Regions from separate parts of the Homo sapiens genome. Here all the other regions are linked to region 5. Evidence: chromatin loops called from intact Hi-C (ENCODE). Cell type or tissue: IMR-90. All regions are shown on one strand. Links, peaks and the distances in the headings refer to the core of each region. The heading gives the core; the rest is flanking DNA. Region 1 has its middle 8.8 kb from the start of MIR3937. Region 2 has its middle 71 kb from the start of MIR1587. Region 3 has its middle 59 kb from the start of MIR1587. Region 4 has its middle 72 kb from the start of BCOR. Region 5 overlaps LINC03099 (long intergenic non-protein coding RNA 3099). Region 6 has its middle 47 kb from the start of MID1IP1.

Region 1 (4,930 bases), core at 317-4,316, 620 kb after region 5:
CTCGCCCCCTCCATCCATGGCTCCTCTCTGCCTGAGAGCAGATGGTAAGGAAAGCAGACAAAGCCAGACAGGAGAAGCAGCAACTTGCTCTTGAAAGGGCTGGCAGCCCCCCTCTCCCTTCCCAGCCTCACCCAGGGCCGGGAACGCGTGCTGGGAAGAGGATTAAATCAATGCCAATTCACATCTCTCCAGAAGCTGGCTCCCTGATCTGAACTAATAAGCAAATCATTAGTGAATTAGGGCTGGGGAGGGCTCCGCGCAGCGCTCCTTAACTCCAGCTGTAAGACAAGCCTAAAAGCCCCAACCCCTTTCCTTACCGACCTCAAAATGTTCACACCAAGGAGATTTTCTGTGTTAAAGCAACAATCAAGACCTCCCCCAGCCCCAACTCCGCCAAGCCCCAGGACCCTTGGGAACCAACACGGGCAGGCAACACCATTTTTTCTTCCTCCGAATGCTGGTTACCAGACCCTGTGCCCCAAATCCTCCCGTTGCTCCTAACAGGCCGCAAACCCCACGCTGTCTGCGGCACCTGGATCTAGAGGGCTCCGGAGCCCTGCAGGCCAAGATGTCACCCCCATCCCCCAGCCCTGGGCACAAACTTGGCCCCATTGCTTATTTTCTGGTGAAAGCCCATTATCTCTCATTTACATCTAAACTAGCTTTTCATACTATTTTAAAGGCTGCTCCTCCCCTTCTGTAATCTCCCTGCGAATGAATTAAAAGTTGATTCTTGAAACGCACAAATCTTGGGGGCAGTTTCTTTTTCCTTCTTATTTAAATCATATGCTGTTTTGGACTAACCCTTTTATTTCCTCCCAATTATGATTTCTGGTGTGTTTTCCAGAGCTTTACAACATGGCATCTGATTATACACAAAGCTTCAGAATAAAGCCCTGTTTTTCCCTTCATTAACGACACAAAGGATGGCTGTGTGATCCACACAGCACTTTGTGATTTAATGCAGCTTTACAGTCTAAATCGCACCCGGCTTGGGCAAAGCAGATTTGGGAGTGAATCAACGCATTTTCTTGCTGCCAGGAGCTCCCTTGCAGATTCCAGCAAATTCTTTCACCACACGGAATTAGCATTTGATTAAGCTCTGCAGACACGTTCAAACTTTTACCACTGAGCGCCGGCAGGGCTGCAGTAATCTCCCGAGAGGGGGAGGCACCAAGCGCAGCCACTGCTACCCCTTCCCCCCATCCGCAATGTGCACACTTTGCAAAAAAATTGTGGGAATAGTGGGCAATGGATGGCAGGTTGGAGGAGGGGGTACCAGAAAATGTGAGGGTGCCAGAGAGCAGCATGGGGGTGGAGGGTCGGAAGGGAAAGAACATCACGTACATACTTGGGTTATAACCACCCTTTCTGCCCCAAAGTTGCCCTAGACAGGCTCTTTCTGCCAGTGTGCTTACCATAAAGGCGCTTTGATGTTATAGTTCTCTGACCCAGGAGCAATGTGACCTTCAACCAAAACCTGGCCCGGCCTTACATCCAAGAGAGCGGGGAGGGTCTTTTCTGGTGCCCCTGCCCTGCCCTGTGGTCTTATCGGTGGGGTTCGGTGCCTCTTCCAGCTACCTCCACCCAGGAAAGCTCGTGATTCACTTCCAGGAGAGCTGCGAGTTATGCCTCCCAACAGCCTGGGTTTAAAATCTAGTCCATTTCCATTATGCAAATGTGAGAAGCGGAAGTTTATCAAACTGGGGCTTTGTACCTAGAAAGCGGGCGTGCCAGCATGGGGGGCTATAAAGGCTTTATTGCCACAACTTTGGGGTGATTGCTTTGCTCACAAATGCCAGGAGCACGACTGAATTATGCAGGTCTTCCCAAACAGGTGGCAATAAAAACTTTACAGCCTCCCACACCATCACATATTTTGTTTATGCCTCTTAGGTGTCTTATTTTGTTAGTTTTTTTTTGACCCTTCTGTTACTATGGAAACGGAAGTAGGTGGAGATGGTTCCAGGTATCTGTTAAGGCAAATGCGAGGCAAGTCAATTATCATAAAGGTGCTCTAATTTTATCCTCTGTTTGAGGAAATAACTGAGGTCCTGTGAGGAGGGGAACCAATTAGTTCTGGAACATCATAGGCATTCCAGAATCCCACAGCATCCCTGTAGGGAAGATAGGGAACATGGTGGAAATGTCCATTTTACAGATGGTGAAACAGAAGTATAAAAAACATCTTACTGGCAGTCAGTAAGTTTGCCCCATAGAAGAAAAGAAAAAGGGCAAAAGGATTCTCTTCTGGGTGCGTGTTTGTCCGTGGTCCTCCTAGAGCTTCATGACCCAAATTAGGAACTCATTTTGGGTAACCTGAGGTCAGGCTGTAGTGACATCTGCTGGCGAAGATGGAACTGGCTAAAGCAGGTTTTTCTGTTGCTGACAGCTGCCAGGCCGGGAGATGGTGGTCTGTCTACAAGCGTGAGCTTGTGGATGGCTTAGATGAGAAACAGGGTTGGACAGCCCCTTCCCTTCTGAGTGTGATAAGGAAAACAGGCTCAGACAGAGGGGTTCAGGAGTAAGGGCTCAGAGGGTCCAGACCTCCATGGTTCCGGATGTCTTCTCAATTCCAGAAGGTACAATTCAACAGTGGGCGAGAGGAAATGTCTGAGGTGGATCTCCTGGTTCCTGTGGCCAAGAAGAAGAGGTTTTGTGATTTAGCATCTTGCTCAGCTCCTTCCTTTGGGAGGGACTGGGATCCCATTCCTCATGAAAGAGGGAATGAGGAAGGCAGATAAGAGTGTTAGGAGGAATCTGAGCAATGCCCACAGAAGCTGTCAGCAACCACAAGGAAGAGGGGCCCTTGCAGAAGAGAACATCTCCCTCAGGGGGCTCCTGTGTAGATAATGGCATCCTCCCATCAGAACGAGGAAGTTGGTTGAAGAGGGTACTGGAAATGAGGAGGAAGACCTGGGCTTTGGAAGCTCCTTGTGAACTTGAATAAGTCCCAGAACGGCCCTGAGCCTTGGTTTCCCCGTTTAAGGAAGACCAAATGCAATATGGGTCCCTCAGGGAGTTGTCATGAATGAAAGTGTAACAAGCACCAACATTTGTAGAATTTTGGTTTCAACTAAAGGTTGCCATGGATTCTTGTCCTGCCAAATCCATTGCCCAGAGATCTTCTCTTTAGGCATGTCTCATCCCCACCTCCAAACCCTCAGGCTGGATAACTAACTGGGGGCAGGAGGCTCTGCCAAGCTGTTCTGAAGTCCTCTGCAACAGCACTATTTAAAGAGTGGTCTACAGACCAGGGCAGGTTCAAGAACAATTTGTCACCCATAAATGACGAGATAGCACCGAGACTGAGAATAAGCATTCTGAAACTTCTATAACAATATGACAGAGTAATTTTACATCTGTTGAATCCAAATACTAAAACTTTGGACTTTTTACTTTTCATTTTTTTCTCCAGTGATTTATTTTTGTTGTATTTTATCAAAGATTTGTCCATGACAGATTGGGAAAACAAAAAAATAAGAAACAACTAGTCCTTCATCACCAATAGTTTGAGAAGCGGTGCTCTGTGGGGTCTCATGGCTACCCTCCTACAGCATCCTGCTGGGAGATGGTAGGAGGATGTGCATAGCTTCTTTCTTTGTAAGTTAAATTATGAATTGTCAACAGCAAGGCTTGCTCCATGCAGGCGGCCGTGCTGGCCAGGGCTTGTGTAGGACATCCATTCAGCTGTTGGTGACGACTCAGGCCTCCCAGCTCTCTGAGCTTACTGGGCCACGTCTGCCTCCCTGGGAGGCCCCCTGGGACCTCTCTCCCCATCAATCTTCCCACTCTTTGAAAGCACGGAAAACGAGCCCTTTCCCAGTGCCCCCCCTTTTCTTTTCGTCCTAAGTGAACCCGAGCGCATGGCAGGAGCTATCAAACACGCAAATGAGATTTCATGATCTAGTTCATTAGGCTGTGAATCCCTGGGCCCACCATCCACAGAGACGCTGCTGCAGCTTGTTTTCTGTCTGAGTCTGTCTCAGGGGACACACTCTCTGCACTGTATCCATTAGTACTGTCCTCCCTTTCCAGGTGCTTCACCCTACCCTATCCTCTGGCTCACCCACCCTGCTGCCTTGTTCCCATTCTTGGTGCAGCCCTGCCGTTTCTCTGGGCTGAACAAAGTCTTAGGGATATTTTGGTCGGGGAGGTGATGAGGGATGGCAGGGTAAGTCTTATAACTATGTGTATTAGTCCATTCTCATGCTGCTATTAAAGACATAGCAGAGACTGGGTAATTTATAAAGGAAAGAGGTTTAACTGACTCACAGTTCAGCAAGGCTGGGGAGGCCTCAGGAAACTTACAATTAAGACAGAAGGGGAAGCAAACACATCCTTCTTCACATGGCAGCAGCAAGGAGAAATGCCGAGTGAAAGGGGGAAAAGCCTCTTATAAAACCATCAGATCTCATGAGAATCACTCACTGTCATGAGAACAGCATGAAGGTAACTGTCCCCATGATTCAATTACCTCCCACCAGGTCCCTCCCATGACATGTGGGGATTATGGGAACTTCAATTCAAGATGAGATTTGGGTGGGGACACCATAATCAAACCATATCACTTTGGGCCAATTATCTCTCTTAGCCTCTTCTTATCTGTACATTGTGTATAATGATATCCATGTAATGGAAGTTAAGTTGTTAGGAATCCTTCCTCTGATCATAGGAAGGGCTCAAAAAATAGTAGTTATTAATATCTGATAATTATTGTTTTATAATTTTTGATTTTGTGGTCTTGTGAAATTAAACCTACAGCTTCTGTTTTCTTGGCTGTAATATGGGGATTACAAGCATCTCCTTCATACGCTTGTTGTAAGGATTAAAGGGCATGATGCTATCCACATGAGAGTTCCCAGCATTTTCTCTCCCCCTCCCACTCAAAAGGTTGACCCCTTCAGGATTTTTCCATCCTGTCTTTCTG
Region 2 (4,930 bases), core at 503-4,502, 360 kb after region 5:
CAGACTTGCAGCGAGGCTGGGCCAAGAGGCTGCAAGAAAAATTCAGGGTGGTCACAAGCCGGGCCTCCCTCTAGGTGGGAAGGGGCTGGAGTCAGCGTTCGAGCCCTGCCTGGGCCTCTCAGGGCACTGTGGGTGGACAGAGCATCCCTCGCCCCTGCCGGCCCCATGTATGTCCAAGCCGGGGAGGGGAGAGGAATGCAGAGCCAAGCTGTGGCAGGGCTGGAGGGGCCCCAAATGCCCATATCCCTCGGAGGAATACAGAGGTCCAGTGCCTACCTGGTTCTGCCCCAGGGCCTGAGGCGGCTTCTCTCCCATCCATCATTGCCCTGATGTCTAATCTGTGCTGGTTTGTCCTCCTGCCCTGTCTGCCAGCCTTGGGGAACATTTGGGACCCTCAGGGCCTAGCCACATGATAGGCCCAAGTAGGACTGGCTCTGCGTCAGGGCTGGAAGTGTGTGCTGAGCTCAGCCCACAGGGAGGCCTGCTGCCTGCTGTTGACGCTGGTGGCCATCTCTCCCCATCGTCAATGTTCAGGAGATTTGGCTGGTCACCCCTGGCCTGGGTTTCTTCTCCATGCCACCGCCCCACCTCGGTAATTCCCCTGGAGACTTCTAGAGCTTCCAAGTTGAAAGGGACCTGAGAGCTCACTTTGTCTAAATCTCTGCCTCCAGCTGCCTCTCTCAAAGCCTTCTACTCTGCTGCCAGGGTTACCTTTCAGGACCAACCCTAGATCCCTCTACAATCTTCCATGCCTCACCATTGCCCTCAGGAGTAAGTTTGATCCCCTTAGCTGAGCCCCCCGAGGCCTGCGATGATGGATTCCTGCAACTTTTCCAGGCCTCATCTAGTGCCCCCGACCCTGTTATCCCATATTCCAGCCACATATAGCAGTTGGCAGCCCCCTGGTGGGTGAGACTATGGCCTTGTGTTTTTTTTCTTTCCTGTTTCCCTTTCATCTCCCTTCCCTCCCCTATTTCCTTATTAACCTGGGCCACCTCCTCTATGCAGCCTTCCCCGATTATCCCTCCACACACTCAACACATCACCTAATCCCTGGTGCTTTGTGGTGGGCTGAGTAGACCTCAATTGCAGCACCTGGGACAGGGGGTATTGCCCTGTATTCTCCTTCAGGATGCTTCTCCTCCCAGGCCAGAAGCTCTTGGAAGGCAGGGCAGGCACATCTTTCCTGATTTTCCTTCTCTAGAACCTACCAGGGTATCTTAGGTAAGAATTCTCCAGGGCAAGGTGCGGTAGCTCATGACTGTGATCCCAGCACTTTGGGAGGCCAAGGTGGGTGGATCACTTGAGGTCAGGAGTTGGAGACCAGCCTGGCCAACATGGTGAAACCCCGCTCTACTAAAAACACAAAAATTAGCTGGGCGTGGTGGCACACACCTGTAATCCCAGTTATTGGGAGGCTGAGGCAGGAGAATCGCTTGAACCCGGGAGGCGTAGGTTGCAGCAGTGAGCCAAGATCGTGCCACTGCACTCCAGCCTGGGCAACAAGAGTGAAACTCCGACTCAAAAAAAAAAAAAAGAAAGAATTCTCTAGAAGCAGAGCCTGAGGGGGAAGTCCCGTGTGAGTGCTTTATGGAGCAAGTCCTTGCAGGAGAAGCCAGCGAGAGAGCGAGGGCAGCAGCGCGGCAGGGAAGAGGTGAAGCAAGGAGGGAAGCTCAGCGGAAGCCTGGCCTCAGCCTGATCCCAGGGCGGGGGTGGGGGCCATGGAGGGTCCAGGGCAGCAGAGAGCACGGAAGAGTCAGAGAGTGAGAGGGCAAGAGAGGAAAGTAAGGCAGCAAGAGGGCAAGCAGGAGAGAGTAAGCCGAGACAGCAAGAGAGTGGCGGGGTGATGGACAGGGGGCATGAAAGAGGGCACAGAGCGGGGAACAGAGCACCAGGGAGAAGAAGAGAGTAAGTGAAAGCCAGCAAGCAAGGAGGACGGGAGGAGGAGGACAGAGAATGCAGGGAAATGAGGGGATGGGAAACATATTTCTGGAGTGTGGGCACAAGAGAGGGAAAGCATGAGAAAATAAAGGAAAAGCATGAGAGAGAGAGAGAGACAGAGAGGATGAGTGAGCGCAGTGCGAGCCTGTCCCAGGCTCTCAGGGCAGTTCAGGAGTCATGGCTGGGCTGCGGGCTTTCCCTGGGGCCCACGTGGGTGAGAGATTGAGCAACGCCTCCCTGGCGTGCTCTCTGTGTGGTGCCCCTGGCAAATTTCCCTGAGGCCCTCCTGTTCCAGGGGACTCTCGGGGCCACCGCTTGGGCCAGAGGAGAGCGGAACTGGGTAATCGACTCACCGTGGGCATTTCTGTGCAGGCTCATTCTCTAATTCCACAGCTCCTCAAGGAGGGGGCGGCCCTGTTATTATTTCCATGTCACCACAGAGGAATCTGAGGCCCGGGGAGACCTGACAGGGCTCAGAGGTGAGTCACTGAGAGAGAATTCATGTCCCTGGATTCCCTTTCCTCTAGGAGAAGAGACGTAACTCCAGATGGAGCATCCAGTGCCCCCGTGATGCCTCTGCCACAGCACATGTCCAAATGCAAACACCCAGGGCCAGGCAGGGGGCTAGAGAAGGGTCCCCTTGTCTTCCAGGCCCTTGAGAGGCCTTGCTAAGCTCCCACTGGAGGCCAAGCCCTCCTTTCCACTTGCTTAGACTTGGTCAGAGGAGGGAGGGTGGGCACAGGGCATGGCGGGTGGTGGAAAGGGACCAGCACCAGGCTCTGGGTCACCTCTGTTCCAGTCCCAGCTCTGCCACCAAACAACATGTGACCTCGAACAAGACACTTAATTTCTCAGAGCCTCCATTTCCTAATCAGTAAAACACTGACAAGGCTTGCCTTGCCCACTACCTTAAAAGCTCGTTGTCAGGGCCCATTAAGATAATACAAGTCAATATCTAGTACCATTTCACAGAGGTCTCCCGGAGGCCCTTTGTAAATTCTGTCTTAGCTTCCTATGGCTGCCTATAACAAATGACCACAATTTGGTGGCTTAAAACAGTAGGAATATATTCTCTTATGGTTCTGGAAGCTAGAAGCCTGAAGTCAGTTTCACTGGGCCATACTTTCTCATGAGAATCCAGTGAAAAATCTGTTCCTTGCCTCTTCTGGCTTCTGGTGGCTGCTGGCCTTCCTTGGCTTGTGGCTGCCTCACTAATCACTACAAACGTCAAGGCCAGCATCTTTGCATCTCACTCTGCTCCACGTTCACGTGGTCTTCTCCTCTTCCATTTGATTGATGCAGGCACCAGGCTCAGGGAAGTTACCCCACGGATCAAGGTCATCGCCAGTGAGAGAGCTGGAATTCGAACTGAGGCCTCGGAAATTTAAACCTCCGTTCTCTGTTCCAGCTCGGCCAGAGCCTGCCTCCTGGGGCCTCTGTGGCCTCTTTTGGGGAGCCCTCTGGAGCCAGCCTGTGGCTGTCCCTGGCTCATGTCCAGCCAATGAATCGAGGACTTGAGGCTCAGGCTGGACTGTGGTGTCTAAATAAAGGGTGCCCTTGAGATTAGAGCAGAGGTCAGGAGAGGACACCGGCTGCAGATGACCAGCCCAACGGGGTGGCCTCAGTGGCCCATCAGAAGGCTGGGGGTGGGCTGGCCTCACTTGCAGCGAGCTCTACCCTCCAGTGCTCTGCCAGCTGGGCAATCTAGGATCTCAGGACTGAGGTCAATGCTGACATAAAAACCAGTTGACTCAAGCAAGACCACCTACATATTTAAACAGATCTTTGAGAACGAAGGGGTTGTGTCATCACTTGGGGATGGAGAGACAGAATGGGTCTCAGACTGGGGACTAGAACTTTCTTTGCTTCAAGAAATTTGTCCTTTTAAGAGGCTGATGCCTGAGAGGGCCCTTTCTACCTTCTCCTTGTCCTGTTGAAAGAAATGGCAAAGTCTGTCCAGTTTAGTTCTGGAGAAAAGGTAAAACAAGGCTGTGTGCGTGCACATGTGCGTGTGCAGAAGTGTTGAGGGCAAAGAGATAGAGCCATTTAATTTTTTTTTAAAAAGCCAGATGAACCGGCAGAACTCGACACTGCTTACTCTATTCCACATTTTATCCGCAGAATAAGAGCCAGAACAAGAGATCCAGGAACATGGGAAATACGGCTGTGGCTGAAGTCTTATCTGGGTTAAAAACCCCAGGAGTGCTCCTCTTTAATTTTTTGGCAGAGCAGGATCAAGGAATCGATTCACTCTGGTTATGCTTCCTACCATTGTTTCTGTGGGCCGTGTTTGATCTGTGTTTCACGTGCAGATCTGCTATCCACGCTCTGAAAGAAATAATATATTCTGCATTGCACCAGGTCAGCCTCAACCATGAAAAACCTTTTTTGGATGATTTCAAAGCCACACATAAGCTCGCGCGTGAACACACACACACACACACACACACACAGACACACCAGCGTGCGCATGTTCACACACACACTGTTTGTGTAAAGGATTAAAAAAGAATGAAAGGCCCAGTTGCAGAACATGACCAGGGTTCCAGACGTGGAGTGGCCAAGGCTGTGGCCCTCACCCGCTGACCTGGGCCAGCCATGTCCCCTCTGAGTCATGTGTGTGCCCCACCCCTGCGGGCAGGGGGCATCCGGACCATTCGATGGTGTGCCTGGTGAGGTTATTATTAGTAACAATGGTTTCCAGTGAAAGAGTAATTTTCACAGTGGAGAAGGCTTCCCCTTCCTTCAGGTCAAAAGCTGAACGGAGACGAAAATGACATTAACCAGTGCAGGATCCTGAAAAGATGAAATGCTCAACACCTCCCAGCTCTAAATTGGACTGGGCGTTTACTAGCGTTTTAAGGGCCAGAGGGAAGTTGAAGCAACTGCCGGGGTAACACACACGTGAAAAATGTGAGGCCAGACAGTCCGGGCAAATAAATAACCCTGTGCTGGCAATAAGAGACGTGCCTGGAGTTTTAGCGCGGGG
Region 3 (4,930 bases), core at 600-4,599, 370 kb after region 5:
TGATCCATCTGCCTCGGCCTCCCAAAATGCTAGGATTATAGGCGTGAGCCACCGCGCCCAGCCAGATACAGGAACTTAATAAGTGAATAGTTTTTGTTCCAGTTATTACTGCTGTGTAACAAACCACCCAAATTTAGAGGCACAAAACCACACCCATTTCATTGTGCACAATTTGGGCGGGGTTCAGCTGGGCCCTTCTTTCACTCCTCATGGTATCTACTGAGACTACCCAGTGGCAGGTGAGCTGGGTCTGGAGGTTTCCAACATGGCTCCACTCATGTCCGGTGCCTTGGTGGGGAGGAGTTGTCACCCGGAGCCTCTGTGCGCGGCCTCCTCAGTACAGCAGTCTCAGGAAGGCTGGATTTCTTATGTGGCGACTGGCTTCCCCCATAGCAACTGTGCTACGAGAACTAGGTGAAAGTTGCATGCACCTTTCTGACACAGCTTTGGAAGCCACACAGTGTCATTCATGCTATACTGTATGGGTTGAAGCAGTCATGAGCCCACTCAGATTCAAGGAGAGGGGACATAGACCCCAGTTCTTGATGGGAGGAGTGTTAAAGACTTTGGGGACCATGTTTTAAAATGGCCTCAGTTTCTAGTCTTATACAATTCTTCATGTAGTGCTTTATATTTTACAGTGTTGGTCATCTCTAATATTTATTTTGACCCTCACAACAGCCTTCTGAAAGGGGTAATGTTACTGTGCCCATTATGCCAATAAGGAAGCTGAGGCTCAGAGAGGTGACTTGATTTGCTCAAGCTTCTGTGGCAACAAAACAGAACGAAACAATGAAACACTCCTTAAACCCACGTTCCCAGGTAACAGATTTTGAAGGTGTGTGTCACGAAGATGAGAAGTACAGAAAGTTGTTGTTCTTTGTGAGCAATTATCTTTCATACCTTCCAAAACAATGTTTTAAAATATCTGATGGATTGTTTGGGAGACCTGTCACTTACACTAAGACAAAAGACTAAACTGAACATACTCTTCATGGAGAATCTCTTGGGCTGCTACCTCTGGTCTTCCTTATCTCACTGTCGAATCTGCCAACAATAAAATGCTAATTCATCTAATACAAATGTGGAGAATTGTGGAAGTCAAGCTCAGCCAGACTGGCAGCTCACAGGGTAAATATTTGATCAGTGAGTAAAAATTCAAATTTGCACTATTTGCTGAAGGTGAAAAGTATATTAGGGAATGAATGTAATGGGGGTTAAGTAGGCCTGTAGGAGGTCTCCTCTAGGATTCCACCCCTGGAAGCCCACAGCTTCTTGCTGACCCAAGTTATAAGCAAGAGTGGGCTGGGCGGTTCCAACCAAGACCACCCTCCTGATGTGGCTCGCATTGGCTGGTGTCGTTTATGTGCACAGCCACAGTGAGTACCACACTGTCCCCCAACTTCTCCCCAGATCGTTTTAGAGAAGTGCTCTAGGCATTCCTTTTCTACTACCAGGTAAGCCGGAAGCCACTCCTGGCTTCCCTGCTCAGCACCCAACACTTCGTTCTGGGCCATAACTTGTGCCAGGGGAAGTAGCTTCAAGGGGTTTGCAGCAGGGAGTTTAGGCCAGCTGTCAGGAGGGGAAGTGAGGGCTGGGGTTAGCCCCGAATGTTTACTCAGTCCCCACGTTTCCCCAGACCTGTCCTGCTCCTCTTCAAGACCCTTAATATTAATCCAGAGAGAGAAGTCGGGCTGCTGAACAGCCTAGGCAAGTTGGGAAGCTGGCAGGTATGTGAAGAATGTGCTGGTTATTTCAACCACCAGGCTGGAGAGTGGAGCCGGAGCCCTGGATTCTTTGCTGGTGAAGCTACATGGCTGGGGAACAAGTAACAGCTGGTCACTGGCAACTCTTGGGAGGAAGGGGGGCTGAGCTGGCGGCTGGAGAGGAACACGTTCGCCACAGCCGATGGGCCAAGCTATGGATATTTTGTGGTGCTGATTGGGTTGTCTTATTTAACTGTGGTTGGGCTTGTCCGAGGGTCGTCCTGGGCTGCCTAGTGCCCTGGTGGGTGGCACAATGAAGCCTAATGATCAGCCCTGCAGAAGCAACCCTTAAACAAGCCGGAAGCATGAGGCCCCCTGCAGTCGCAAGCTGTGATGGCCGTTGGTTCCCGGGACTCAGTGCCTGAGTGTAGGAGGAAAGCACAATGGAGAAATCAGACTAGCGTTCTCCTCCGTGGGCCTGGGCCAACTAAAACGCAAGGCTGGGCTAGGGTCAGACCAGGTTCCAGACAGGCATCAGCCTCCGGAGGAACAGTGAGGGGGCGACCAGGCCCCGAGGTAAAGAAAGAGATTGATCTGTCCAGATGTGCTAGAAGCCTAGACATTGAGGGAGGGGAGAGGGAGTGGCTGACATGGAGGGGCACCGCCCAGATCTCTCTTTGTGGAAGGCCTGGCTGCCCAGCTGCAGGCTGTGTAGTCTCCAGACAGCCTCCAGCTGTCAAGCCTTGGGCGTTTAAGAATGCCTCGGCCAAGGCCACACTCTCCTGGGGTGGCCCATATCTGGTGCTGAAGTGGGGTGGGGGGCCTGTTATAAAGGGCTTGCCTTTGCTGGGCACGGTGGCTCACGCTGTAATCCCAGCGCTTTGGGGGGCCGAGGCGGGCGGATCACAAAGTCAGGAGATGGAGACCATCCTGGCTAACACTGTGAAACCCCGTCTCTACTGAAAATACAAAAAATTAGCTGGATGTGGTGCCGGGCGCCTGTAGTCCCAGCTACTCTGGAGGCTGAGGCAGGAGAATGGCATGAACCCGGGAGGCGGAGCTTGCAGTGAGCCGAGATCACGCCACTGCACTCCAGCCTGGGCGACAGAGTGAGACTCCATCTCAAAGTAAATAAATAAATAAATAAATAAATAAATAAATAAATAAATAAAGGGCTTGCCATTTTGGCCGGGAACTCTCCAGAACTCCAGAACTCTCTCCTCCAGGTTAGTCAAGACTCTGTTGGACCTGTATCCCAGCTTGACTACCCGCTCTGCCAAGTCCTGCTTGCCCCCCACTTCCTTTCACAGGATCTGATCCCTCACAAATTCCTCTTAACCCCCAATATCCATCTCAGCGTCTGCTTCCAGAGACCCCAGCCTGTGGTAGAGAGTCCTTGGGAACCAGCAGGACTCCAGATGCCATTTTATTACAGTCTGGGGGGTTTTGTCCAGTTTCCCTTAAATTGTTCCAGAGGTTTCCTCCACTGATTGTACTTTATTTCCCCTTGCTTTGAGAGATTATTCCAAACATAATAGACTCCTTCAGTAGGGCAACCCCTGCCCCCAACCACACATGAAATTTCTTCAACTCCATTGCATCCTCCCCAGACACCCTTCCTGCAGCCTGAGGCCAGTCCTGCCCCTCTAAAGGAGACCTTTCCCCCCTTATATCTGTTCTCCTCTCTTGTTCCTGATGACTGTGGCTCTCTGCCAGGGTCAGTCGTAAGGTGTCCCTCTGCACACAAAATCCCCATCTCCTGCCAGACACTGGGCCTTTATTGTTGGCATGGGGACAAGCCAAATTGCTTGGCAAACCGCACACTGGCCCTTAGTCACTGTCTCATCACTGTGGCCATCGCCGCTGCCTTGATCTTCCCTCTCCAGCTCTCAGTCCTCACCGTATTCTCTGCCTTCTTCCCCTGGCACAGACAGGGCCAGCCTAGGAACCCCAGATGTCACCTCCTGAGGGCCCCAGGGAGGCCTAGCTCATAGCTTAGATCCTTGGCTCATCAGTTAGGAACTTCTCTGACCTGCTTGGCAGCCACCTCCCCTCACACCAGATGCCTAATTAGTAGCTCAGAATGTCCTTTTCCTCCTTCTCTTTGGGCTCCACCTTCACCTTGATGGGTGGCCCCAGAGTCAGAGCAGAGAGGAATGGCCATTGGAGGCAGGGGCATATTTCAGGCATTGCATGGCAAGGGCGGGGAGGAGATATTCCCGACTGTGTCCGTGGTTACAGCTGGTTCAATTCTATTCAATGTCTATTTATTGTACGCTGTGCAGTGGCAGTGGGTGGCTGTCACCTGCTGACGTAGGGCCTGCCAGGGTGCTGTTGGCCGTCCAGCAGGAAGCGCTGGCCGTGTTGCTGTGGGGAGACCATGTGGCTTCTACCATCCGCTGAGGGGTCAGCGATGGGGAGGGCATTGCCAAGGGTTACAGTGACCTGTTTTAAAGGCTCGCTCTTCGCCTGGCTGCACATGAACCTGCTCTTCCAGACCTGAGCCTCAGCGAGGGAGAAGGCTGGCCCCAACCAGCTAACAGACCTCCAGGGGGACCTGAGGGAATTGCTCCCCTTGCCCAGGCCTGAGACAGGCTCCCGAAGGCTTCATTTACACAAACAATCAAAAAGCCAACCCAGCCCAGATGTAACGCTCACATTTTATTGCTTGCAGTGTTTTAGTTCTAATTTGGCTTCATTTGGAATAGAGGTTTTACTAAGTGGCATAAATTGAGCCTAACAAGTTTTAAAACTCAAACACCAACACCCTAAATGCTTAAAACTGTAATTGGAGAGATATAAAAAGTGAGTCGTCAGGGAGGGGCTTTGAGGGAGGCAGAAGAAGGAGGAGGGGAAGAAATGTAATTTCCGTCCTACTTGGCAGGAGATTTAGTTCCTGCTTCCCCTCCCCCCAGGCTCCAGCCCTGTCCCCTCCCCTGGTGGAGAATGTACCCGGAAGCCTCCTGAATCCCTGCCAGTGCCCTCCAGGATGTTTTGTACATAGTGGGTGCTTAGGAAAGATTAGGTGAACTAATTATTTTCTTAGATGTGGCTGTGGACAGAAGGGCCAAAGTGGATTCCTTCGAGGGGACGCGTTTGTCCCTGCAGGGGAGATCTGAGCTGTCTCCGCTGCCCCCTCAACCCCGCCCCCATTGTGGAATTCTACATGCTGGAGAACTCTCAGGATCTTACTTTGTAGGGAAATTGGAGGCCACTTGAGACCT
Region 4 (4,930 bases), core at 639-4,638, 98 kb after region 5:
GTGGCGGTTGTGTGCTGCGCCAGGGAAGAGTCCGGGTCGGGGAGACCGCGCTGCCCTCTTTCCCCCCAAGGTCTGCGCGCACGCTAGTATCCTTAGGAAGCACAGTCAGGCTTGTGGGTTCCCATCTTCCCGGGAAATGACGGCTGCTGGCGAGGACCTGTTCGCTCCGTGTTTCGCAATGGCCCGGGGATCAGAGGAGAGGACCGGGCGGTGGGGCCTGCGCGTGGATGAGGGTGGCGGTAAATCCCCTCTCCCGCGAAGGTGGCTGAGCCTCCGGCCACCGCTAGTAGTAGTCTACCCTGCTCGTCTTGCATTGGCCGCAGCTTGACTCCCCTGCGTGCCGCGGGTCGGTGTGGGTGTCCCCACTCCCTCAAGCCTTTACTTTCAGCTCGCGAAACCCCATGGATCCGCGGCTGGGCTGGGCAGCGCAGACGCCCAGCTGCCCTCGCCAACCCCAGGCCCAGAGGGGGCCAGGCTGGCCTGGGGGCTGGGCGGCCCGGCTGCACTTGCCGGCGTTGAGAGAGGCTCTGTGAGCCGGAGCCGGCCGCCGAGCCGAGGGAGAGAGCGCATCAGCCCGCGCGCCTTAAGGCAGAACACACGCCTTTCCCGGAACCTTGAAACCCAGGGGAGCCGCTGCCATCTTCGCGTGACGAGCAGCGAGACGCCGGTGATTAAGTGTTTCTTTCCGGCTCCCTCTCCGGGTTGCGGCTCTCCTCCTTTCCACAGGGCTGGAAGAATAAAAACCTGGGGAAAAACCACACACAACTGCGCTCTGGTCTCGCTCGCCATGTCCGCACTGGTTTCTTAGGGTGCGCCCACGCGGGGCACCCCCTGCTCCCCTACTCCACGCCTGGCCGGGGTCGAGGGCTGCGTGCCTCGGTTTCCATCCGCTCTAGCGCAAATCTCGGAGTTTAATGGGGAGGGGGCACACATTGCTGAAGCCACCCGACCCCCATTCTCCTTACGCCCCCCCCCCATGGGGATTAAACCTAAACACATGAATCCCCCACCCATACCCGGGACTAATCCAGCCGCGCCTCCTGGGATTAACTCGGCTCACAGGTCCATAAAACACTTCCGGCGCGGCCAGAGGGTCTGTCTGCAGAAACACTTTAAAATTGTCCTCCCGGGCCTGGAGTCGGAATTGACTGGGTGGAGGGAAGTGAGTAAACAGACAGTTGTAAGAGACAATCCGTGAGGTTTGCAGGCTGTGAAAAGAGCTGCTTAAAATATGGGCTGTCGGGGTTGCCTCCAGCAGGAGGGTGGCCCGGGTCCTAGCAGACAGATCCAAGAAAAGGATGCAATATATTCTAAATGACATTGACCTGGAGGAAGGAGGGTGTAGGCAGGAGCAGGCTGGCTTCACATGGCTTCTGGCTCCAGTTCAGTGAGGAAGACTAGCTTCCAGAAATTTGTGGGGGCGAGTGGCCAGTCTCTTCATGTGTAAAATCAGAACAGTAACACCTACTCTGTCCCCCTCGGATGGGTTTCTGAGGACCAAAATGTGAAGGCACTTTGTAAATGCGGCTCAACCCTTCTGCTTCACTGTGGTTAATGTTCAGTCTCTCTTAGGTAGAAAAACCAGTGACTTGCTGATTAGAAAACAAAGTAGAAATCAGCCCTTTCTCAAATCTACGCAACAATGTTCGAGATAAAGGGAACCCAAAAGCAACCTAATATTTTGAACCTCCTTTTACATCATTTCGAGATAAGTTTCTGAAGTAATGAGAGAATCTTTGGAATGTTCTAAGAAAATCTGTCAAAAACTGGAGGTTAATGGGGAAGAAAGGGAGGCTTTAAATTGGGTCAAATCACATTTTAAGAAGGCTGGGCGCGGTGGCTCACGCTTGTAATCCTAGCACTTTGGGAGGCGAGATGGGTGGATCACGTGAGGTCAGGAGTTCGAGACCAGCCTGGCCAACATGGCGAAACCCCGTCTCTAGTAAAAATACAAAAAATTAGCCGGGCAAGGTGGCGGGCGCCTGTAATCCCAGCTACTGGGGAGGCTGAGGCAGAATTGCTTGAACCCGGTAGGCAGAGGTTGCAGTGAGCCGAGATCGTGCCACTTCACTCCAGCCTGGGCAAAAGAGCGAAACTCCGTCTCAAAAAAAAAAAAACCAAAACCAAAACAAAACCGGAAGAAGAATATAAATTTATAGTAGCTTCCTGGCTATATCCCCTTCTGTTAGTCTGCAGAAGAGATGCCCGTTGGTAGCCATTCCCCCAGCCCCAGGACCGAAGGACGTCTTGACTCAGGCTTGGTCTGCTAGGTGCAAGGTGTTGTTGGCGTCTGGGGTGGGGACAGTGAAGAAAGGCGATCATTTTGCTTTAAATGAACATCAGAAGACCCAGGCCTGCTACTGCGTCTTGAAGGCCTGGAGTTGTTAAAACTCTGTGGGAGGGGGTGCCTCGTGACCTCCTTCCTCGCAGATGGGCTCAGGCAGCGTGACCGGCCCCAGGTGGTGCCCAGGCGCGCTGGGGATGGAGGCCCAGGCTGCGCGTTCACCCTGCCTCGCAGATAGCGAGTAGGGGCCTCCGGCTGGACCGCCCACCGGCCTTACTCTCCCTTCCCTGGCCTTGGGGCCTTGGACCAGGGTTAACCCTGGTCCCGTCTCCACCTCATTGCCCCCCGTGCAGCGCCGTCCCCGCCCTGGCTCCCGGCCCAGATCCCGAGGCCTCCCTCGCCCAGCAGTCTCGGTTCTTCCCCCTCGTGATTCATTTAGCAGCGGTGCAGAAAGCCTGTTTACCTCCGCAGCCCTGGGCGACTCGATCTGCGTAAAAAGCCCCAACGCCAGCTCCGACCAGTAGGGGGGGGATTGTCCTATAGATTATTTCTCCTCCTGGTTTTTGTTTTTGTTTTTTTTTAAACCAGAAGGCTTGGTTGAAGAGGGGGTGGGGTGGCGTGTTGCTGCTGTTTTTTAAAACACCGTATTTGAAAGAGAAACAAAAGCCACACAAAAGCCGTTTAGGAGGTACCAAGACTGTTTTTACATATAAAAAGTGCAGCGAATACCAAGGGGCCCCCAACAGTGATAAACTAAATGGTTGGCCGATTTCGACAATTAACAGTTAATCTGTTATCTGCGATCAGCAAACAAGTTTTGAGGCTCGAAGGACACCGAATTCCTGTTCCAGTCGATAGCGTTGTACTCGAATCTGTTGAGCACATCAGATGCTCCCTGTTTCTCCTAGAGCGAATCCAGCTTTAGCAAACATGGGTTTCCCAGGTTGAAGGACCGACTTGAGCCAGAGAAAATTCTCTTGTGCAGCTGAGGAGCCTCTGTCTGCATCGCCCCTCGAGCCCGAGCTCATCTGTTTGGTTTAGATTTCTCCAAATTGGTTTTCACCCCGATTTCGCGGACCTCCTAATTTTGCACGTAATAGGCCTCCGATAAATGTGTACTGAATGGCAGAAACTAAAGTGAGGCCCTCGGCCTGGAAGACGGCCTGACGCACGGCCTCGCCCTTGGAACCCCACTCGGGTTCCCAGAGCCCCCAGGCCGCTGCAGCCTGCGCGCAGCTTCGCCCTGCGCCGGCCAGGGCGGGCGGGCGGGGGAGGCCAGGAGGCACGAAGCGCCTGGAGCCTGCACGATGATAAATATTGCGCAGACAGCCCATAAATAATTTGCATTATGTTCAGCTGACAACGCGGGGCGATTAATTTTAATAGCTACATATTTGCCTGGGCTGCTGCTTTCGTAGGCCCCGTAATGAAAGGCGAGAGGCCGCCCTGGCTCCGTGCTCGCGGTCCAGGAAGGCAGCCGGGGGTGCGGGAAGGCCCGATGTGGCGTCTCCTCCAGGCAGCCCCCCGGGGAGCCCCAGCCCCTTGGCCCCCCTCTCGCCCTCCGTGCCTTGTGGAGGTGAGGTGTGCGCGCACCGCCGGAGCACCCCCGAGGCCTCGAGCAACAGGAGCCACCATAATGACACTGCACATTTGTCTGTGTGGGGAGAGCCACTTGTGGACTGGGAGACCCTCCACGTAGCTTTGTGCCCCACCCGGACCAAGTCCGGAGTTTCAGGTTCCACTTAGGCTAGGAGGGGGGTGTTTGCCGCCGCCAATTCGCCAGTGGGCCCCAGCTCGGCCGAGGCTTCTCCGCCCTCCCGGCAGAGGCAAGAGACAAAACAAAGCCCGGCTGTCCCCGCGTCCTCTCCGCGCGTGTAGGGTCCTGAGTTCTGCCTCCCAGGAGCTGTCCGGCGCTCCGCGGAAGGCCCCCCTAAAATGCTTCCTGAGCTCCTTGATGCAAAAGGACCGCACACATAAAGGACGGAAGAAAAGAAAGGGTCTGGAGGAGCTCTTTAAAAGAGGGGGCAGGGAAGGAAGCGCAGCGAGGAAGGACGCGGCTGCCGCGGTCCCGTGGTGGCCGGGTGCGCGCGTGTGCGTGTCTGTGTGTGCGTTCCGATGACAAAGCCCCGCCGCCGCCAGCAAGCTCCTGGCTGCCAGAGCTCTGGTGGGGGAGGGGAAAGGGAGGAGAGGAGCCAGCGCTAGCGTAGGTAGCGGGGAATCGAAGCTTCCCAGGAGAAAGAGTTCATTCATGAGCTGTAGGAGGCCTCGCGGCCCGGCCAGGTGGAGCCTCCTGAAGCCAACACCTGTGTATTTTCCTTTTTGGAAACAGGCGAGCCCATCGATCATTACCATATTTTAATTGCCTTTCGCAAAGGTCATCTCTAATTATGGGTTGCGAGGAGGGTTGGTCAGGAGTCCGTGGCCCTTTATTATCTGTGTGGGTGTGTGTGTGTCGCCGCAGAGACAATGCGCCCAGCTCTTATAGAAATGCCAATCCGAGGGTGTCCGTGCGCGCCTGCGAGGCGGTCACGACGTGCTGGATCCACGCAGACCAGGCTGCGTGCACAATAAAAGCCGAGCAGGCGGCTGAGGGCCGCGCAGACCCACGGGTTTTCTTTTTAGAAACAGTGGTGCGAAGAGACTTGA
Region 5 (4,930 bases), core at 355-4,354:
TTTAATTATCCAGGCATGGTGGAATGCACCTGTAGTCCCAGTTATTCTGCCCATATGGGTTGCATCTTCCATTTGAGAGCCTCTCACCCTAAGTCTCACAGTCACCAGTACCCTGGCTTCCAGGACAAACCTGGATGATTTCCCCCCAGGCTTAAAGGAAGACTAGAGACTTAAAGGAAGCTGGACTTTTATGAAAAACTCATTGTGGGTGGGGGGCCCAGAGACTTAAAGGAAGCTGGACTTTTATGAAAAACTCATTGTGGGTGGGGGGCCAAAAATTAACTAGGCATGAAGAACCTGGGAGATACCAGATTATTCTGGCTCACTAGGGCTTTACACTTATCTGGCCACAGCTGGGACATACTCCCTTCTCCCTGGACCGTGCAGTCTGGGCCCACCTCACCCCCAGTGTGGGCCACCTATTATGATGCCCCCCAAAATGGTGTCAATTCAAGAGTACCTGCTTCTCTAGGGTCTAGGCTTTGGGGGCCCAACTTATCACAACTTGAAGTTACTGTTTTAAAATTTATCTTATTTATTTGTTAATTGTGTCATCTGTTAACATGTTATAGCTCCATAGGACAATCACTGGCGGTCTTATTTACTGTTAAAGCACCAGCCCTAGCCCAGTAGTTGGAATATTTTGATTGCATGTATGGGTGGATAGCTGAGATGGATGCAAGGATGGAGGGATGGATGGATGGATGAACGGATGGGTGGATGGGTGGATGGGTGGATGGGTGGGTGGATGGATTGGCCCCCACATAGTACCAAGGTACTTCTCCTGTAAATACCACAAACCTAGACCAGCAGTTCTCAAACCTTTAGGTCTTGGGACTCCTTGACTTTTTTATTTATTATTGAGGACTCCAAAATGCTTTTGGTTATATTGGTCTTGTCAGTATTTCCCACATTAAAAATGAAAAAAGGAACATTTTTAATATTTATATATTAATTGATCTAAAAATAACAATTATGAATATATTACATGTGTGGTGGGCAGCCTCTAAGATGGTGCCCAGTAATTCCCACCTTCTGTCACCCACACCCTTGAGTAATTCCCTCCCCTTGAACGCTAGCTGGACTTACAGACTCACTCCTAATAGATCTATTGTCCTATAGGGATGTGGCTTCCAAAATTGGATTACAAAAAGACTGTGCCTTCTGTCTTGGGTGCCCTCTTTTCTCTCTCTAGGAGGAGCCAGCTGCCTTGTCACGAGGCAGCCCTGTGGAGAGGGCCTCGTGGCAAGAAACCCAGGCCTGCCAGCAGCCACATGAGTGAGTCTGGAGGTGGATCTTTCCCCGGCTGAGCTTTGAGATGCTCCTACCCCTGGAACACACCCTGATTAGTCTCCTAAGAGACCCTGAGCCAGAACCACCCAGCTAAGCTGCTCCCAGATTCCTGACCCACAGAAACTGTGTGAGATAATAAATGTCTGTTGTTTTCAGCCACTAAGTTTTGGGGGTAACTTGTTACACAGCAATGGATAAAATACATGGTAACATCGATAGCACAATTTTATTAAAAAATAACCGTATTTTCCAAAACAAACAAAAAAGTTTAGGGAGAAAAGTGGCATCGTTTTTACATTTTTGCAAACCTCTTTAATATCTGGCTTAATTGAAAACAGCTGCTTCCTCATAGGGGCTTGGGCATCCAATGCGTTGTGATACATTGTTTTGGTTGAAGAAAATCCAGCCTAATGGAGCTTTGCAGTTAGAAAAGGACAGTCTGAAAAGGGCTCAGGGAACCACAGGGATCCTCAGACCACACTTTGGGAACTGCTGACCTAGACAATCATAGACCCCAAAAGATTCTAATTCTAGGGCCCTCACTTCCCAATCTTGGTTTCCTGTTTGGGACCTTTGCCATTTCTCCAGGTGCCCAAGTGACTTAGTGGTGATGGAGGCCACCCAGGAGGTCTGGTCCCCTGCCAAAAAGGATAAGTCCTCTGAGGCCTAAAAGCAGAAGACACTGATGAACTAACCCTCAGTCTTGGCTGTGTCATGCCCAAGATGTCACACAGAGGGGAAAGGATGCCTCTGACATCCAAGGTGAAGGTTGAGGCATCTGGAGTCGGGGAGGGCAGGGGAGCTTGTTCTCTGCGCATTGACAGCTTCCGGGACACTGGGGTTTGCCAGATCCATGGGGATTTCCCCCTCTCCTTCCCTTTCCTGCGCGTGTCCCACTACCCCCAACCCCCGTGAAGTTTAGGGCCTGTTTTCAGCCGGAGCCGGTCTAATTTTCGCTGCCTAGTTGGTCAGAGAAACGCACGCAGCTGTAGCAAAGCATAAAAATAGCTTCCTCCGTGACCAATTTCTTCCCACTTCCCTTTCTCTCTCTCCATGCTCGCCTCCCCGTCCCCACCTTCTGTGGAAGCAGGAAGGTCCCTGGAGGGTGCCAGCACTATTGAGACATGCCATGCGCCCCAGCTTCCCTCCCAAACAACACATGTTCCTGATTCTATTTTGCCCTGGTCCCCCGCAGGCTCGCACAGGCTTCCCTGGGGACCGGGCGTTGTCAGATGGGTCCCCGCGGGCCCAGTGTCCGTCCACCTCGTTGGGCAGACTTCCTCTCCCGCGCACAGCCCCCCAGACATCTGCACGCCGAGTGCTCGCCAGCGGCACTGGGATCTGGGGTCCCAGCCTAGCCCGGAGCCAGCCAAAGGCCTGCCCGCGAGGGATCCGGATCTTCTGGCACCTTAGAGGTTAAATGGGAAGCCTCCAGCTGGAAGGAAAAAACGCCCCGGTGCTATGCGCGGAGGCTCCAGGCGGTGTCCCCAGCGTCCCGGGCTTCCTCTGCGCCGGGCGGCTGCGCGTCCCGGATGCGTCCGCGGCAGAAGATGGAATCCGAAAGTGGGCATTCGTCTTTCTAGTTTGGAAGCAGGGGAAGACAATCAAACCTGCAGCAGCTCAGCTCCCCAACGCGAAGGTCTAGCCAGCCTTGGGCAGGGGAGCGTTTCTAGAAATGTCTACACCCGGAGCCACCGGCGGGAACCAGGAGGGCGGGGTATGGCCCGCACCTGCCCTGCCTCTCTTCCCTGAGCCTTTGGGACCATGCGGGAGAGAGGACAGGCCACCTATCGTATTTCAGGAGTGGCTTGTAGGGTCCAAGGGCCGTTTGCCTCCCTCTACTGCAGTTTGGAAACAGAATAAACCGCCCCAGCAAAACCCGGCGAACTTGTCCAAACCACACAAAAGTTCAAACCACACAAACTCCAACTGGGCACCGACGCAGGACTGGCTTTATCTGTCCGCAGAGGGCTTTGCTCTGCCTCGCAATTGATTAGGGCTCCTGAAAACCACTGAAACAGTTTATCTCACCCACCCAGCCTCAAGCCCCCTGATGGGCTGGAGTGGAGCCTGGATTGTTCTGGCAGCCAACCCCAGACCAGCTTCCACCCAGCTTGGCGGCCCCCTGGGCCACCTGCCTGGTTCCTCACTCCACAGAGGGTCCCCATTTTGTGGCAGAAAATCGAATGACAGCAAGAGGGTGAGATGGGAAGATGAGGGAGTTGGATCTATGAGGGGAGAGAAGCATTCTGTCCACTGAACAGGGTGGGGGGGGCTTTCCAAGATCCCCCCTTTACTTTCACACCCTTTCTCCAGTTCTGTTCCTCTCCTTTCACGGCACCCAGCGCCCTTCTGCACGGGTGGCCCAGTCCTCCAAGCCCAGCCTTGTCTTTTGAACTTCTCCCCAAGCAACCTGTCCCTGTACAATTTACATCCTCTCAGTTGTTTTCTCTCGAAACTCTTAACTCAGGCGGCCAATGCCATGGCCATGAGAACATTCTTCACCACAGAAAGCAAGATCCTTTGTCAGCCTGTTCTTCATGGGAGGGGAAGGGAAGGTTTTGTAAATATCAAGTGGAGATTAACTGGGGGAGGAGTCAGGAATTAAACAACGTGCTTTTTTTTTTTTTTTTTTGAGACAGAGTCTTGCTTTGTCACCCAGGCTGGAGTGCAGTGGCACCATCTCTGCTCACTGCAACTTCCGCTTCCCGAGTTTAAGCGATTCTCCTGCCTCAGCCTCCCAAGTAGCTGAGATTAGAGGTGCACGCCACCACGCCCAGCTAAATTTTTTTGGGGGGGGCGGGGACGGAGTCTCGCTCTGTTGCCCAGGCTGGAGTACAGTGGCGCAATCCCTGCAACCTCCGCCTGCCGGGTTCAAGCAATTCTCTTGCCTCAGCCTTCTGAGTAGCTGGGACTACAGGCGCATGACACCACCCCTGCTAATTTTTGTATTTTTAGTATAGACAGGGTTTCACCATGTTGGCCAGGCTGGTCTCGAACTCTTGGCCTCAAGTAATCTGCCTGCCTCTGCCTCCTAAAGTGCTGGGATTATAGGTGTGAGCCATCGCACCCAGCTAATTTTTGTATTTTTAGTAGAGACGGGGTTTCACCATGTTGGCCAGGCTGGTCTGGAACTCCTGACCTCAAGTGATCCACCCACCTCGGCCTCCCAAAGTACTGGGATTACAGGCATGAGCTACCACGCCCAGCCTAAACAGTGCACTTCAACACGAACTAGTAACGATCATGGTGGAGCACAGTCACAGACGGGGGAGGATCTCTGGCAGCTGACCTTCTGGGCTCACACCAGGAAGCCTGTCACCTTTCCCAGCTGCCTGTGCCATGCCTGTGGTGCCAGTCATTGCTCTAATGGTAGGCAGGGAGGCAGAACTCCCCCTGAATAAGTACAAGGACCTGATGAGCCTTTGAAAGCAGGCGACCCACTCAATCTGAATTCTTTCAGGTTGTTTCCTGCCCCAACAACTGTATGTAAAACAACTGGCTGAGAGCTTGTACAAATTAGGGTGGCTTGTCACAGGGTTTCTATCACATTTAGTCACCTCTGAAAAAAGAGACCCGTTTTTGTAAAACACCTAGCAGACCGGGCGCCGTGGCTCACGCCTGTAATCCCAGCACT
Region 6 (4,930 bases), core at 396-4,395, 1.5 Mb after region 5:
AAATTCTAGATGTTTGTTCTAAACATTTTCCACTCTCCCCAAGGCCACCAACTTCTTCCTGCCTTCATTTGTCTGTCTTCACCAACACAGGCATCCACGTGAACTTGCTGACTTTTCATCCTCACAGCCTCAATATCTCTGGATCTTTATCCACCTTCTCCTCACTGATATCAGAGAAGACATGCTCACAAACTGCAAATGCAGCACACCTACTAATGTCTGTTAGCCAAATCTCCTACTCCTAGGCCAGCCCTTCTTCTGTGTCCATGATCTCATCTACTTCTTCCTCTTTGTGATGCTTGAGCTCTCCCTGGACACTTCCCTGTCATCCTAAGTCATTCTCACTCTGCTGATTTTTTTCTTTTTCTTGAATTGCATATTCACATTTCCTCTATCTTTAAGAACAAATAATACTCCCAAAATATCACCCCCCAAAATTTCCTTTACTTTCCCTCTATGAAATACTAGTCCATCTCCCTTCCTATCTTCCCCAGGCTTCTAGAAAGCTTAATATACACCTGTTCTCTCTGCCTTAATACCTATTATCTCTGATAATTCCTTGTAACCTAATTCTATTTCTTCATAACCAATCTCCACCTGGCCTTAAGGGTTTGCCAGGGACCATCTATGGCATCGATGGGGTTTGCAACCCCTGTGTCCATTGGCATTGCAGGCATCTCTCTACTCTTCTCCGATGTGTTTTTCTCCCTCAGCTTTAAGGGGAAGAATTTACTCCTTTAAACATCCATTGTCTACCCTATCTCTGATGGATGCCAATGTGATGCAAATATAAATGAAGCTCATTTTCTCCCTTAAGATGTTTACCCTCAAACACTGACAACATGTTAATATGTTGGGATAAAAGAATGTGCCTAGGACTCCTGGGATGGTGAATAGGAAGTGGTTAATTGAGCCTGGTGCTTGAAGAAGCTTTGGGGGTGATCCCACAGGCAGTTATAGCCTAAATGGCAATGTAGACAGTCAAGGCATTAACAGAAGTCAAGAAACCAGGAGGAGAAACTCTAGTTAGTGGATGATGAGTTAATACTTGGCTGTGTTTTGGGTAAAATGACAGCTGGACATCCAGGAAGTTGAGCCAGTCAGTCCACTTGGCGAAAGAAAGATTATAGAGGTAGAAGAGATTTGGAAATCAACTGCGGAGGCGGGTGGCTGACACCAGAAGAGTAGGTGAGGTCACCAGAAGATAAGGCTATAGAAAGAGAAGAGAAGAGATCCAAGGGCTGAGCTTTGAGGTGAAGAGAGAAGAGAAGCTAGAATTGCCCAGAAGGAGGATATCTTCCCTCCTTCCACATCCTCCTCGATGCCATCACCAGAACAACTGTTTTGAAGTGAAGACCTGTTCTGGTCACCTTCCTGCTTAGAGACTCTCAATGGCTTCCATATTGCCTACAAGATAAAACAAACAGAAAAAAAAAAATCTCCTTAGCACAAGACCCTTCAAGGTCTAACACCTGTGTACTTCACCTTGTTTATCAACCCTCCCTGGCAGGGCCTATACCCTAACCCAGTGGTTCTGACCTTGGGCTTGTATCAGAATCACATAGAGGGCTTGTTAACACAGAGATGGCCAGGTCCCCTCCCCCAGTACTTTTTCATTTCCTAGGTCTGAGGCAAAGCCTAAAATTTGCATTTCTAACAAGTTTCTGGAGATGCTGATACTGCTGGGGAGAGCAACACTCTCACCCTTTAAGGATCACTGCTCTAACCATGGCAGGCTTCCCCAGCCAGAACAGAGTTCTCTGCCTCTGTGCCTTTGCTGTTGATACTCTATGCCAGTAATATCCACCCTCTCTTCATTGCCAGTGGCAAAGTTCGAGAAAACATCCTAGACAAATTATCTTCTTTGGTGGCTACGCACACTGATTCCTGTCTCTTGCTAACAGTTATTCGGCACCTCTGATAATGCAGGCAATATGCTAGATTTGAGTTGCCAAGACAATTCAGAAAGCAATAGAAACCCAGCCCTGAGCTCTTGCTGCGTGGAGCCCAGTCTTAATATGTTGATATACTGTCTGCCCTGGTCAGGATCTTGGGTGGTCCCAAGGCTTGCGAGGAAGAAAGGAGGGGGAAATCAGCAGCTCTCACCACGAGGCTCTGGAGAAAGAATGATTCAGGCGCTGAATGTTAACAGTATTGCTGCATTTGTCTTTTGTCCCCATCTAGAACACAGATTTCTTAAATGTCAGAGTAGAACTCTTTGTGTTATGTGCTGCTTACGATTGCCTTGTACATAAAAGCCGCTTATTTTTGAATGAATGAAATGAACAGCGGTGTGTCCAATTTGTTATTTGCTTCTAAGTTTATTTAAACAGAAGAGGCCATGCCAGATGACATCTGCACCATATACATTTGTCACATTTATGTTAACATGCAGCTTTTGAAAGTACATTTCATACTATCTCTATTATCTTCTGTTATCCTCCCTTTTTTATCTGATCAATTAGATAGTAGCTTTTGACCAGATGGTCATTAGGCAAGAAGACATATATTTACCTACTTGAGAGAGCCTGAAAGACTTGGACAATTCAAAATAGGGCATTTCTAAACAATGATTTTTTTAAAGTAAGTTGTTAACTTCACATAGAACTTTGTTTTCCTAAAATAAATTTAGAAATGAAAAAGAAAAAAAAAGCCCAGTAGATTTGGATTTTTTTGGAAGACTTACACCAGGCTTTTTCAGATCACGACACAGTAACGTAGCACCACTTTGCCATCTAGTGTTGTGGGTCAGTATTACCTGTGGTGGCACCAATAAGCAGTTTTCTTCAGACTTTATTAAAGCGCACAAAGATGCCTACAGGAGTTAAATATATCTTAGAATGCCATGGATCCTATTTCGAAAAAGTCAGTCTTCTTTTCCATTCTTCCCTTCTCAAAGTCTTTGGAAAACAACCAAGCTGAACTGAATTCAGAGCATATTGCAATTTTTGCTCTTAGAAATCCCCCACATGCATCTGCTGGGTGATATCCTTAAACATGGGAGAGGATGGTGGAAGAGGACAGAGCAGCTGCAAGTAGGTCTAAGTTGCTCAGCTGCAGCTGACAGGAGAGCTGAGCACGGCCTTCAAAGTGGACCCTGGTTGATGAGGAAGCCCAGTGTGAAGATTACACAGGTAGTATCCGGAGCATTCTACCAGTGTTCAAATCCTCGTTCTGCCATAGTACTAGCTGTGGGAACTTGGGCAAGTTCATTTAGCCTCTCTGTACTTTAATTCCCTCACTTGCAAAATGGGGATGTTCTCCATTCGTATGGCTGTTAGTATTAAATGAGTTCCTATGTATTAAGCCTACGTGCTGTATATTGACTGTACAATCTTTGTTAGAATGGCTGGTCTATAACTTACTACTTGTGTAATTTTAAGCAATTTTCTTAACATCTTTGAGCCTCAGTTTCCTTATTTGTGGAGACAGATTTATTTTTATTATAAGCAGTAGCATACCTAGCATATTTGACATCCAGAGTAGATTATTTTTACACTCCCTTCCTCATATAACAAAATCATTTTCAGTAACATTCACGAAATGAAAGTAATAATTGTAACAGTCCCAGAGAAACACAGATAGTGAAAATATTTTTTATTAAATTTTCACACCAGGAAAAAAGCAAAACAAAAATAAATATTACAGTACCAAAAAGGAAAAATAAACTGAATTAATATTTTTATTTATAGTAATGTATTTAAAGGAGGGGGAACCCACATGAAGAAACATGTCCAATTCATTGAACACCACAAGATTCCGCGAGTGATGTGCACACCGAATGACAGATTGAAGCATCTCAAGTTCTTTTTTTTTTTCAGCCACGGTCCTCTCATTGTGATTTCAAAGCTACCGTTTAAATGTAGGAATATGTAAGTACCACAGCAAATGGAGAGGCAAATTGCATCTGAAGTGAGTTCAAGTGATTCTGAACCAACATGAACTTACTCTAGAATCAAATGGATTGTAGCTGAGTCCACGTAGGTCAGCAGCCTGCTGTGTGAGTGGGGGTTCTCGCATTATTGTCCATGCAGAAAACACTTTATTAAAAGGGTAAGTCATGAAAATATGCCAATTTGAAACTTACATATGTTCTTTAAAACTCAGCGCTAACCTCTGCAATTGTAGAACTTGATCCAAAAAGATATTTTGGAGGTGAAGGAGGAGTATTTTATCATTGACGTTGTTTAGAATTGCTTAGACATGCTAACAAGAAAATAGAGACCAATTTGTGGTTGGTTTTAGTGTTGTTTGTAGTTTCTTCACAGAAAAATGTGTCCTCCTCTTGCCTGTACCCTGAGCCAGCTGTGCCCATTGCCTTGCCTTTAGTACCCATTGTTTCTAAGAGATAAGTGAGAAAAGCAGCCAAGACAATACATTCAATATTGAATATTTAACATCTTCAATATATTCTTCTTTCATGAGTTATTTCATCATCCCTCACCTCTTACCCACTCAAAGCCTGCTCTCCATCCCTTCATTCATACATACGTATGACTAAATGATTTTGAGCCTTCAGGTGACCAATGAGTGACAAGCTAACTGACAAATCCAGCATCCTATAATGTTTGATAACAAACAATCAACAGATTAGGTCTTCATTCAACACAGGCCTCATCTGGAGTTCTTCTCAAGACATCTCTCACACCAAAAGGTAGAGTCATTCCAAGCTGTCTTAGCATGTGGGTGTGGAGCTATCACTGCAGAGTTTGGTCCATGAGCCTGTCATTCACCTCTACTCTCAGACCTATACCCACCCTTTTGTATCCTCCACTCTGTATCACAAGGCACTCCATTTCCCTGGCTTCCGGGAAGGTTGAGCCAGTAGAAAACACAGGCAGAAGACTGGAGGGAGAAAAGAGGGAAGAAGCCAGGTGATCTCCCCACCCTCTCACTGCCTCAGGCAGCATCTCTGCAATAGCTGTGTCTC

Evidence for each region. Peaks named below come from ENCODE experiments on the same cell type or tissue, not always from the same donor. Only the 100,000 strongest peaks of a DNase experiment are listed, where the experiment ranks them.
Region 1: it touches region 5 in a loop (16-fold over the local background); 7 of 110 quality-filtered maps call a loop at or near these places.
Region 2: it touches region 5 in a loop (20-fold over the local background); 5 of 110 quality-filtered maps call a loop at or near these places.
Region 3: a loop joins it to region 5, with 16 times the contacts of the local background. A loop is called at or near these places in 5 of 110 quality-filtered maps.
Region 4: a loop joins it to region 5, with 4 times the contacts of the local background. A loop is called at or near these places in 62 of 110 quality-filtered maps.
Region 6: it touches region 5 in a loop (5-fold over the local background); 3 of 110 quality-filtered maps call a loop at or near these places.

Annotation. Positions count from the first base shown.
Region 1 is chrX:39,649,950-39,654,879 of GRCh38, reverse strand. No RefSeq gene overlaps it. Among named protein-coding and RNA genes, the nearest start is that of MIR3937, 8.8 kb to the left of the region's middle. RefSeq lists enhancers at 788-1,347, 1,348-1,909. In IMR-90, for the core only: a CTCF peak has its summit at 2,363 (motif pointing left); no DNase peak of the experiment used is centred there; H3K27me3 peaks cover 2,081 bases.
Region 2 is chrX:39,905,775-39,910,704 of GRCh38, reverse strand. No RefSeq gene overlaps it. Among named protein-coding and RNA genes, the nearest start is that of MIR1587, 71 kb to the right of the region's middle. RefSeq lists enhancers at 2,256-2,550, 1,924-2,620, 2,029-3,228, 4,056-4,845. In IMR-90, for the core only: no CTCF peak of the experiment used is centred there; a DNase peak (open chromatin) is centred at 2,364; H3K27ac peaks cover 1,409 bases.
Region 3 is chrX:39,894,547-39,899,476 of GRCh38, reverse strand. No RefSeq gene overlaps it. Among named protein-coding and RNA genes, the nearest start is that of MIR1587, 59 kb to the right of the region's middle. RefSeq lists an enhancer at 1,055-2,036. In IMR-90, for the core only: a CTCF peak has its summit at 2,108; a DNase peak (open chromatin) is centred at 1,806; H3K27ac peaks cover 956 bases.
Region 4 is chrX:40,167,543-40,172,472 of GRCh38, reverse strand. It overlaps a transcript of BCOR not described here. Among named protein-coding and RNA genes, the nearest start is that of BCOR, 72 kb to the right of the region's middle. RefSeq lists silencers at 304-383, 404-463 and enhancers at 2,189-2,388, 1,971-2,661, 2,662-3,352. In IMR-90, for the core only: a CTCF peak has its summit at 2,804 (motif pointing right); a DNase peak (open chromatin) is centred at 2,772; H3K27ac peaks cover 92 bases; H3K27me3 peaks cover 570 bases.
Region 5 is chrX:40,265,045-40,269,974 of GRCh38, reverse strand. All of the region lies in intron 1 of LINC03099 (long intergenic non-protein coding RNA 3099), which reads right to left. Among named protein-coding and RNA genes, the nearest start is that of LINC03099, 4.6 kb to the right of the region's middle. RefSeq lists enhancers at 1,965-2,014, 2,045-2,144. In IMR-90, for the core only: a CTCF peak has its summit at 2,765; no DNase peak of the experiment used is centred there; H3K4me3 peaks cover 371 bases; H3K27ac peaks cover 174 bases.
Region 6 is chrX:38,752,109-38,757,038 of GRCh38, reverse strand. No RefSeq gene overlaps it. Among named protein-coding and RNA genes, the nearest start is that of MID1IP1, 47 kb to the left of the region's middle. In IMR-90, for the core only: a CTCF peak has its summit at 2,730; no DNase peak of the experiment used is centred there; H3K27me3 peaks cover 1,127 bases.